Regions from separate parts of the Homo sapiens genome. Here region 1 is linked to region 2. The links are chromatin contacts, found by Hi-C or POLR2A ChIA-PET in ENCODE. All regions are on one chromosome and are shown on one strand. The core of a region is the stretch at or near the end of the contact, and the rest is flanking DNA. Distances in the headings are between cores, read along the strand shown. Region 1 has its middle 150 kb from the start of CDKN3. Region 2 overlaps LOC105370504 (a long non-coding RNA gene).

Evidence for each region. Hi-C counts contacts between places; a loop is a spot of excess contacts on that map. ChIA-PET counts read pairs that join two places held with the same protein, here RNA polymerase II (POLR2A).
Region 1: a loop to region 2 is called in a map of PC-9, with 4 times the contacts of the local background. The contact joins two enhancer-like sites. A Hi-C loop is called at or near these places in 1 of 168 maps with a recorded cell type or tissue (PC-9). POLR2A ChIA-PET finds 5 or more read pairs at or near these places in 1 of 52 experiments (PC-9).

What each region holds. Positions count from the first base shown.
Region 1 is chr14:54,249,220-54,253,927 of GRCh38, reverse strand. No RefSeq gene overlaps it. Among named protein-coding and RNA genes, the nearest start is that of CDKN3, 150 kb to the left of the region's middle. RefSeq lists an enhancer at 1,149-2,348. Within about 2 kb of position 1,472, at least 5 of the 41 ENCODE cell types and tissues checked have a DNase peak (open chromatin) inside an H3K27ac peak, as active enhancers do; they include PC-9, where a contact is called at or near this core.
Region 2 is chr14:53,457,201-53,461,482 of GRCh38, reverse strand. All of the region lies in intron 2 of LOC105370504 (a long non-coding RNA gene), which reads right to left. Among named protein-coding and RNA genes, the nearest start is that of DDHD1-DT, 310 kb to the right of the region's middle. RefSeq lists an enhancer at 2,337-3,536. Within about 2 kb of position 2,887, at least 2 of the 41 ENCODE cell types and tissues checked have a DNase peak (open chromatin) inside an H3K27ac peak, as active enhancers do; they include PC-9, where a contact is called at or near this core.

The DNA of each region.
Region 1 (4,708 bases), core at 223-2,722, 790 kb before region 2:
AAAATGGCCCACAGTGTGATTTGGCCCCGTGCTAGGATGGTGGCTCCATTTTGGAGCCACATTTGCCTTTAAAATAACACAGCCGTGAGCAAATGCACCTCACTGTTGGCTGCATGCATGTTTTCTTAGGAACTTGAAAGGGCTTCTCTCTGAGTCACCTTAGCTGCTCTTCTGAGTCATTTCTAGGGTTGAGAAGGAGAATGACAGAGAAGGGAGCAATGAGGCTGGGTGAGCAGCAGCCTCACTGTTGTTCTTGCCTGCTGTGACCTGTGACATGTGCTCAGATCTCCTCTGGCCTCGAGGAAACCCCTGGAAGGCGGTCTTCCCATCTACCAGGAAGGAGTAGACAGATTTTTCTACCAGTGCAAAAGGGTGTTCAGTGTGTATTGCAGGTTGCCCTGTAGCCTTCCCAAGACCAACTTTCCAAGACTGCCAGGCTTGATCCCCTTTGAGGCTGGTCCCAGGTGGGGGTGGCCTTCACCTGCAGCACCCATATACTCTGTAGCCAGCACAGGGAGGCTGCCTAAATCTCCTTACTTACCTATGAGGTATGCATAGATCTGAGGCTTGAGTCATGGTGGAACTTGTGACCTATCCCTGATCCCACTCTTTGTTTGTGATCTGGAGGCCCTCTCACATCCCCAGTTTCTGATAGAGTCTTTGCCTCAGTATCTGACTACTGCTCAGGCATATTACAAAGACATTACCTACCTGGTGAGATTTCTTACTAGAAATATGTTTTTCCAGTTAATGGTTCCCTGGAATCCGAATAGGTATATTTTAACATTGGCTTCACTATTTGTTAGTTTGGTGAATTAGGGCAAATTAACTTAATGTTTTGAAACCTCAATTTCTACAACCATATAACAGAGATTGCAATAGTGGTAACTAACTTCATAGGGCTGATGTGAGAATTAAATGAGGTAGTCTCTGTAAAGTACTTATCAGGGTACCTAGAACCCATTGAGTATTTAGTAAATGTTCCTATTATTATATCTTCATGAATGTAGAAATTAAGATGCACTCTTGAGACTCCCAGGGCATGACTGGCCCATTGCAAAACATCATAGCTACCATGAACATCTGAGTCTTCATAAGTGGACCTGGCCTTAAGTCCTCCTGGCAGGTGTATCATGCTGATCTCATGGCTGGTCTGTTCAGGAAGTTCATTGCTGGCTAAGGGAAGAGCTCCCCTCCCAGAGGCACATGGGCATCCCCTGGAGAGAAGATTCCAAATTTTCCAGCCAGTCTTCAGTCAGCTCTTTGGACCCAGGATCTGAGGCTACAGCAGTATTCAGACTTCTTAAACTATTTGAATAGCTGCTTCCTTCTGCATCCTTGGACACATTAAAAGCAGTGTACACATAAGACTCTTTGGCTAGTGTTCCCAAGCTGAGTCAGATTCTGGGTTGAAGGTGAGACACAAAATAGCAAACAGAAGCAAGGCAGACAGGCACTCACACCTGGGTGCTAGGAATGAACAAAACAGATGCCCAGAAAGTCGGGAAGAATTTGTCTGTGAACACAGAGTCTTCTGGATTTACCATTTTGATTCCAGCAGCTCCTAGAAGACTTTCAAAGTGAAGGAGTGCCCCCTTAGGATTGCTGAAGTGACCAAGCACCTGTGTGGGGAGCCACACCCAGCCATTCCTAAGAGGACTCTGATTTATGGAGAGAGGGATTCAGAGCTCAGCTGCATTCTTGTGGCTGGGATCAAAAGGGCTTTCTCACTGACCACAGATCATATCCCGGCAATTCTCCCCAGACAGAACATTCCTGAGAATGAATGTGGTCTTGACCACAGCCCATGGGGTGGAGTAAAACTGGGAGGGTACATACCTGGGAGGATGGCATTTTTAATAGTCTAAAACAAAGGTTTATGTACCCCCAGACCAGATTTGGAGAACGTTGTACTCTCCCCTTCTTGCCTAGGCATAACCTGTTTAGTGGAAAATGAGCTAAACTGAATTTTCATCCTGACAGATTACTTTACTTCTTTGGGACTTAGTTTCTTTGTTGAAATGGGAATGTTTGATTCTAATCAGAGGGACCATTTTTAGGTGGTTTGCCACAGTCCTCACCTTTCCATATTGTCTCATATATGGCTTGCTTCACTCCTTTCCAGTACCTCTCTGACCCCATTAAGAATTTGAATTTGTAGCCTCTGGACTGGATAATCTGTAAGCCCTTTTCCCCTCACTTTCCAGCTGCAACATTCTTGAAAATCATAGTTATGAGTAGACTATTTAAAATAACTGTCTAGTTGAGATGTGTATGTGTCTTCTGGAACGAGGAATGGACACAGCTGGGACTGGGAGTGGGGTGCCTGCTGGTGGAGTCATGTCTGGCAATCCCAAAGCAGAAAAGAGTGCCAGCGTTAAGTGGGAAAACCTGCCTACGGGACTGACACATCCAAGATAATCCACTGTTTGCTTTTCCAGAGTATTCTCAAGAGTTGGCTTGCTCACTTGTTCCAGGGCAACTTGTCCCTGAAAGGGTCAGCAAAATTGTGCTTTCTCCTTTGACGGGGTGTGTGAGCCTGGCAGAGAGAAGAAAGGGATGAGGGATTCTGAACTTTCTTCTGCCAGCCAGCATCACTTATGTGAATTTCAGTTGTCTATGTCTGTAATAAGAAGGAAAAAAAATGCTCAGTATAATTGGATCTCCAAATCCAAATCCATTTTGGAAGATACTGTACCCAAAATGAGCTGGTATAAGGCAGAGGGGGCTGCCCAGGCCTCCCTTTGTTTTTCTTCCATTCCTGATGAAGTCACAGCCAAGAATTTTGTTTGATGAGGAAGTAAATTATATCATATGTGTAGGTCTTTAGAGATAGTACCAGCCATATTTGAAGGACTTTTAACACAAACATTAATATTTATATCTGGCCTGTGGGTTCTATTTGTGGCACAATAGCCTGAACTTAGATAAGAATCCTGTAGATAAGAAGAAAGTTTATGCTTTAGTTAATGAGAGATTTCTCGCCTGCCCTTCCTAATGGACTCAGCAGTTGGCAATTACGTCGTGCTGATAACTGGCCTCTCTCGGCTCCCCAAGCATGGAGCCAAGAGAAGGGGTATGGTGGAGGGGGCTGATAGACAGGGAAGAGTCCTGTAGAGTAAAGAGAATATTATATGATAAATGGCTCCTAGCTCACAGAGTGGTATCCAAAACTCAAGAAAAAGAATATTCTGAATACTGAACCATTAACTGAGGGACAAGATCTCACTCACAAGCTGTGGACACTGGAAAAAAGAACAATGTATGGCTCTGTATCATCCACCATTTTCTTACATGTGTAAGTACATTTTTTTTAAACAGCTTTCTTCCTGCACAGAGCTCATTAAATTAAGGAAAGTAGGCTACTCATTTGGGGAGCGGACTCTGACAAGTACCGAGAGAGGTGTAGCCTCCTTGAAAGTTCTAGAAATCTTGTGGATTAGAAAAAACTCTTTCAAAGCAGGCCTTGATGGTTGCTCATAATACAGTGGAGTGTCTATAATATTACTGGGGCTTAGAGAGACCCTGAATATACAGGAATCTTTTACCTTCTTAATAAAAATACCTTTTAAAAAATAAAGTGGTTATGTTAACTTTTAGGGATATGGATTAGTCACTTGACTAATTATATACTGAGTTTATCAATGTAGTTGCAAATATTCAAAATTGTCTTCAATATAAAATGTTTTTAATTTAGAAATACTGCATTGTTCACTCTCATAGTTTAAGAAACTAGATATTTTATTAAAACTCTTCACCCCTATCTGTGACATATAGGCCTTCTTTCTAGCCCTGTAACACAATTTATCAGAACACATGGTCCTCACCTCTGTCTGTTTCAGAGATAGAGTGTTTGAATCTGTGTATGCCAAGCCACAGTTTGCCATTTATATAACATTGGGGAATTATTTTGTTTTTCATTTATTTTCTACATGTATAGTTGTGATCTGCACAAATGTAACCTTTACTCTACGACTTCTTAAAATGTTTTTTTAAAAGTTCCTTTGAAATGACACATAATATTTGCAATTAATCTGGGTGAAATTTCTTTGTCTCTCCAACTTTTTAAAAAGACCAGTTCTATCAGGTGACTTCTATAAGTATTCTAAATTAGTTTGATTGTGTTCTTTTAGTCTAATTATTTAATTTTTGATTAAATAATGTAATTGAGAGTATATCCCATAATATAAAGTATACATAAAGATGGAAATATAAGATTACATCCTTAACAGTTAACTTTGGGTTTTAAAAACAGGTGCCTTATATTTGGGTATCTATATAGTATATATTTTAACATATTTTCATTTTTTATTGAGTTGGTTGATGTGGCACTTTGCTGCAATTTGGACACAAATCATGAGATTAATTATTTACTAAGATCCACAAATATAAGTGATATGAATGTACACACAAATGTATATTGGGAATTGTTTTAAGTTCTATGTGGGTCAAAATAAGTAAGAATGTCCTGGTGTTGAAATATTCATGAATTTGTTTAACAAATGGCAGTTTTTATTCTACATAATATGAATTTCTCTACTTAAAATGAATTCTATGGAGCATCGGTTTCTTGAGGTGTTCTGAGAAAACAAAAACAAAAATAAAACCATGGCCAAATAAGGGTAGAAAAAGCTATATACTGGGTTCTTTACTTAGATACTTAAAGTGCATGTTAGCCTGTTAGAGGCTCTGAAAGTCCTACAGGAAG
Region 2 (4,282 bases), core at 1,638-4,137:
GGCTATACACATTCATAAATATTTTGAGTAGCCAAAGTAAACTTTTGAGAAACCTCGCCACCACAGAATTCAATGTTTGTATTTTCTACGAATAAAACAGGAGCTTTTTGAAAGTAGCATTAATACTAAATTGACAGGGAGGTACCTGTTGCTCTAAATTTATCATCACCCAATCAGCATGGCCTATATCTGCCAAGCTGAGGAGTAAATCAGTTGTGTTTAGCTTCACTAATCACCTGATGATTATTCAGAATTATAAAAACAGAGCTTTTCAGTCCCAAAGGTAAAACTCTATTACGAACAATGGCTTTCAACTGTTCAACACTTAGTCAACAGTTCTCTTCCAGTCCTAAAAGAGTAACTTCATTAAAATGCAAGGAATCAGTGTGAACATACTTGAAATAATACTAATAAAGGAGCAGTTGGTATTGTACAGATAAGTCTGTTTCTATCTTCAAAGTTCTTTCAAAAGAGCTTTAGTCAGGTGTTACAGTAACTGGAATTAAATGGGTATCTATATACTATAGTCCCCCCATACTTGTCTTAATGTAGTTCCATTGACATCCTTTTGTGGGTCACTTGGAAAATAATGTACTCAAATTTCTATAGATAGAAACAACAAAATAAAAAGCCTACCCTTTGTTGAACTGTCACTCCTGTATTCTTAAGAAATCATGAGGTTAATGTACAGGGTGGGTGATAACCTTATGAAGCAGATGATCCAGCAAGAGGCATTTGTTGCTAGATGTATTTAAAAAAAAAAAAGTTTGGCTTTCTCTTTATGAGTTGTTAAGAGTGAAAAGCAAGAGTTTCTGTAAAAGTATTCACAACAGTCATGATTCTTCAGCTACGCCCAAGCCAAAGTAAAATAGCTCATTGGAATATTGTGATGAGCAAACTGAGGTTTTAAGAGTTGCTATTATTTTAGTCTCTGTCTGAAATGAAAGAGGAACCTGTCGGAAAGTGTAGGCTAATTTAGAAATAAGAACCCCTGTAGCCCTCTACCCTCCCATGCCACGAACCCCCTCCTACACAGATTCAGAAACTTCTGCAAACTATCAAAAGACCCTAAATGCCCGTTATAACGGGGTTTACACAAGCTCCCTCCTCACCTCCGTTTCCCTATCCTTTGCGGGAGCTTCCCCCAGGAGCTTTCTTCCACATCTGAATCTGCACCTGAGCCAATTCCAAATCTCAGACTGACTACCATGTCTGTCCACTTGGGTAATGGCCAAAATCAAGTTGACACCTATGAGAAAACTTATGCATGTCTGCATCTCCCCTTGCTCCCTTTCTCTTCCTTCTCTTCTTCAAAAATACCCATAATGTGACTCCTTCACATGGCTTTCCTGACTCTGTCAGTGATACCAACAATCTCCCCACCACCCAGATGATGGTCCTGGGGTTATGTTAGATTCCTCCTTCTCATTCATTCTGTTCATCTGCCTTTCACAGTCTTGTTTATGTTTCATGAAAATGTCTTTCAAATACAAGCTTCCTCTTCATTCCCACCTCCACCATCCTAGGAGAGCATCTATCACATCACACATGGGTTACAGTAGCTGCCAGGCAACATCCCTTATGACAAGTTCTCCTGTGCTCCAAACCTTTGTATAACTTGGCAAAATGCACGCTAAAAACTATTAACACATTGCTATTTTATCATAAGCCTTCAATGGTTACAAGCTGTCCACCTCATCCTTGTGTACTTGTAAAAGCATGAAGACCCTTCCCAGGTCAACTCAAAACTATTTCCTATATAAAGTTAATTACCTTCCTGTAACGCATATCCATTTGTTGTGCATGAAAAGAAAAAGTTAATTCTTTCTTCTACTAGGCAGTCCATCAGATGTTTGAAAACAGCTCTCATGCATCTGCTTAATATTCTTTCCTTCCATTTAATTCCTTCCCTTTCTCTTCAGATGACTTTGTTTTCAGATTCCTCATCATTGTTTAGACTTACTGCCATAGCCCCACCTAAAATATACAACACTCTTGAAATAAATAGGTAATTGTACTTTTTCCCACTTTCAAATTCCTTGGGCCAGGCATGGTGCTCACGCCTGTAATCCCAACACTTTGGGAGGCCAAGGCAGGTGGATCACTTGAGGTCAGAAGTTCGAGACCAGCCTGGCCAACATGGTGAAACCCCATCTCTACTAAAATACAAAAATTAGCAGGGTGTGATGGTGGGCGCCTGTAATCCCAGCTACTTGGGAGACTGAGTCAGGAGAATTGCTTGAACCCAGGAGGCAAAGATGCAGTGAGCCAAGATTGTGCCAGCGCACTTCAACCGGGACAACAGAGCAAGACTCCGTCTCCAAAAAAAAAAAAAATCAAATTCCTCCATGCCTACCCAGAGTAACAGGAAATCCCCCCATACATATTTTTAATGAATCAGTACTAGCCTGAATGTATTTGAAAGTTTAAGCTAATGTAAAAAAAAAATTTTTACATTGTACTTTTATCTTCAGCATGACACATCATTTATATTTAATAAATGTTTAGTCATTGGATAAAGGGGAAAACAAATATAGGCTCTTTGGATATAATATAACTTTGGTGGAAAACCAGGAGAGCTCACTTTACAAAGACATGTATCTTTAGCTCCCTGATATTGTTGAAAACAAAACCAAATTAAACAAAAAAAAACCTGTAGCTACCTTCAGACAAGAGCCTTTAAACATACTTGGCAGGAAACAGTCACTCCACTTTCATTCCTCCAACCCTCACATCAGTGACCTCCCTTGATCTCTGAGATGACAGTTTGCCAAGTTCCATGAAGATGGCATTCACAAATGACCCCATTAGACTTCCTAAAAACCTTAATTGCCCAATTCCTTTCACCCAGGTTTCTGAGGTTCAAGGAATGCTATCCTTCAGTTACTCTCTGGCATAGGTTCCAACTATTGTTATCTAATCCTTTCTGAATCCCTGAGAATGCAAAGAACTGAAGCTGACTTTGATTCTCTACCGAATTACAAAATACTTTACATACTTCTGTCACATAGTCATTCTCCTGTGTTTACTGTTCAACAGTGACATTCACTTTCATGTCTAAACATAGAAGGGAAGCACCATTGCAATAAATATAATCGTAAAGATTCAAAAGCTGATCCCCTTCAAAGGACCATGTTAAATATCTAAGAAAATTAATCACTTCCTGCTGTCCTAACCCCATATTTACACCTTATCTGAATGAACAGTATAGGCTAAGGGGCCAAGTGTCCACTCTGCATATGCATTTGAAAAATACCTTAGCTTTTTCTTGCATATCAAATCGACATTTATTTATTGAGTATCCACTATTTGGATCACACTATCTTGGAGCAAATCTATTGAAAAAAAAAGTAATTTCATTTAAACTTTAGCTTTTCTTTCAGGATATGTTGTGACCTTAAAGAAAAGTATTATGCTGTATACATGTAGATCTACTTTTCTGAAACCAAAACGGGTATATGATGTGGATGGCGAGAGGACGAGTTGCACCAGAAGAAGTAAAAATAGATTAATAAGTTAAAAAAAAAACTCCTATATTTATGTCATTCCAGAATCATATGCTTTAATTTTCTTGTCTAAAATTCTTAACAGCATTATATTGCAATCATTTGAATCAAGTTTCCCAATTCCATAAAAGTTTGCTGTATCAAGTGGAACAATTATGAATACTAATGTTTCCTTTATTTGTTTTCAGTGGCAAATGAAAGCACATGAAGGGCCATGGTGTTACATTATGCTCTCATCCCACCAACACCATCACCCCGCACAGCACACATGCATGCACACCCTCTCTCACAGTATTCAGAAGGTTGAGCACTCTTCTACTAGGAGAAAAACAGGATAAATGGAGGAAGCTTTACTCAGAGGCACACCCAAGAGAGAATAATCACCTTACAGACACATTAAGGGCTTCCAGCACCTCCAAGAGATTGAGACATTATTTTATAATGACAAATATGCAGCTAAATTACTCAAGTGATCTGTGGAATCAATCAATAACTTCATCCCTCAAAACATAGTTTTTGAAACCATATTCTATCACTTGAAGAAAAATTGGGCCAAAAAATTTCCAAGAATATTACATTTCTGAGTTCACAAGAATTATCTTGGAGGGGAGATGGATAAAAATAGGTTAAACTAAAACAGTATCTGTTGAAGAATAGGCTAATGACACTCTTTCATGATACGTATAGCATGTTTCAAAATTACTATGACCTATACTTCTCTGCATTTATGTTTTATTTCAATAAACATGTCCAAAACCATGTCATAGCAAGCTGAT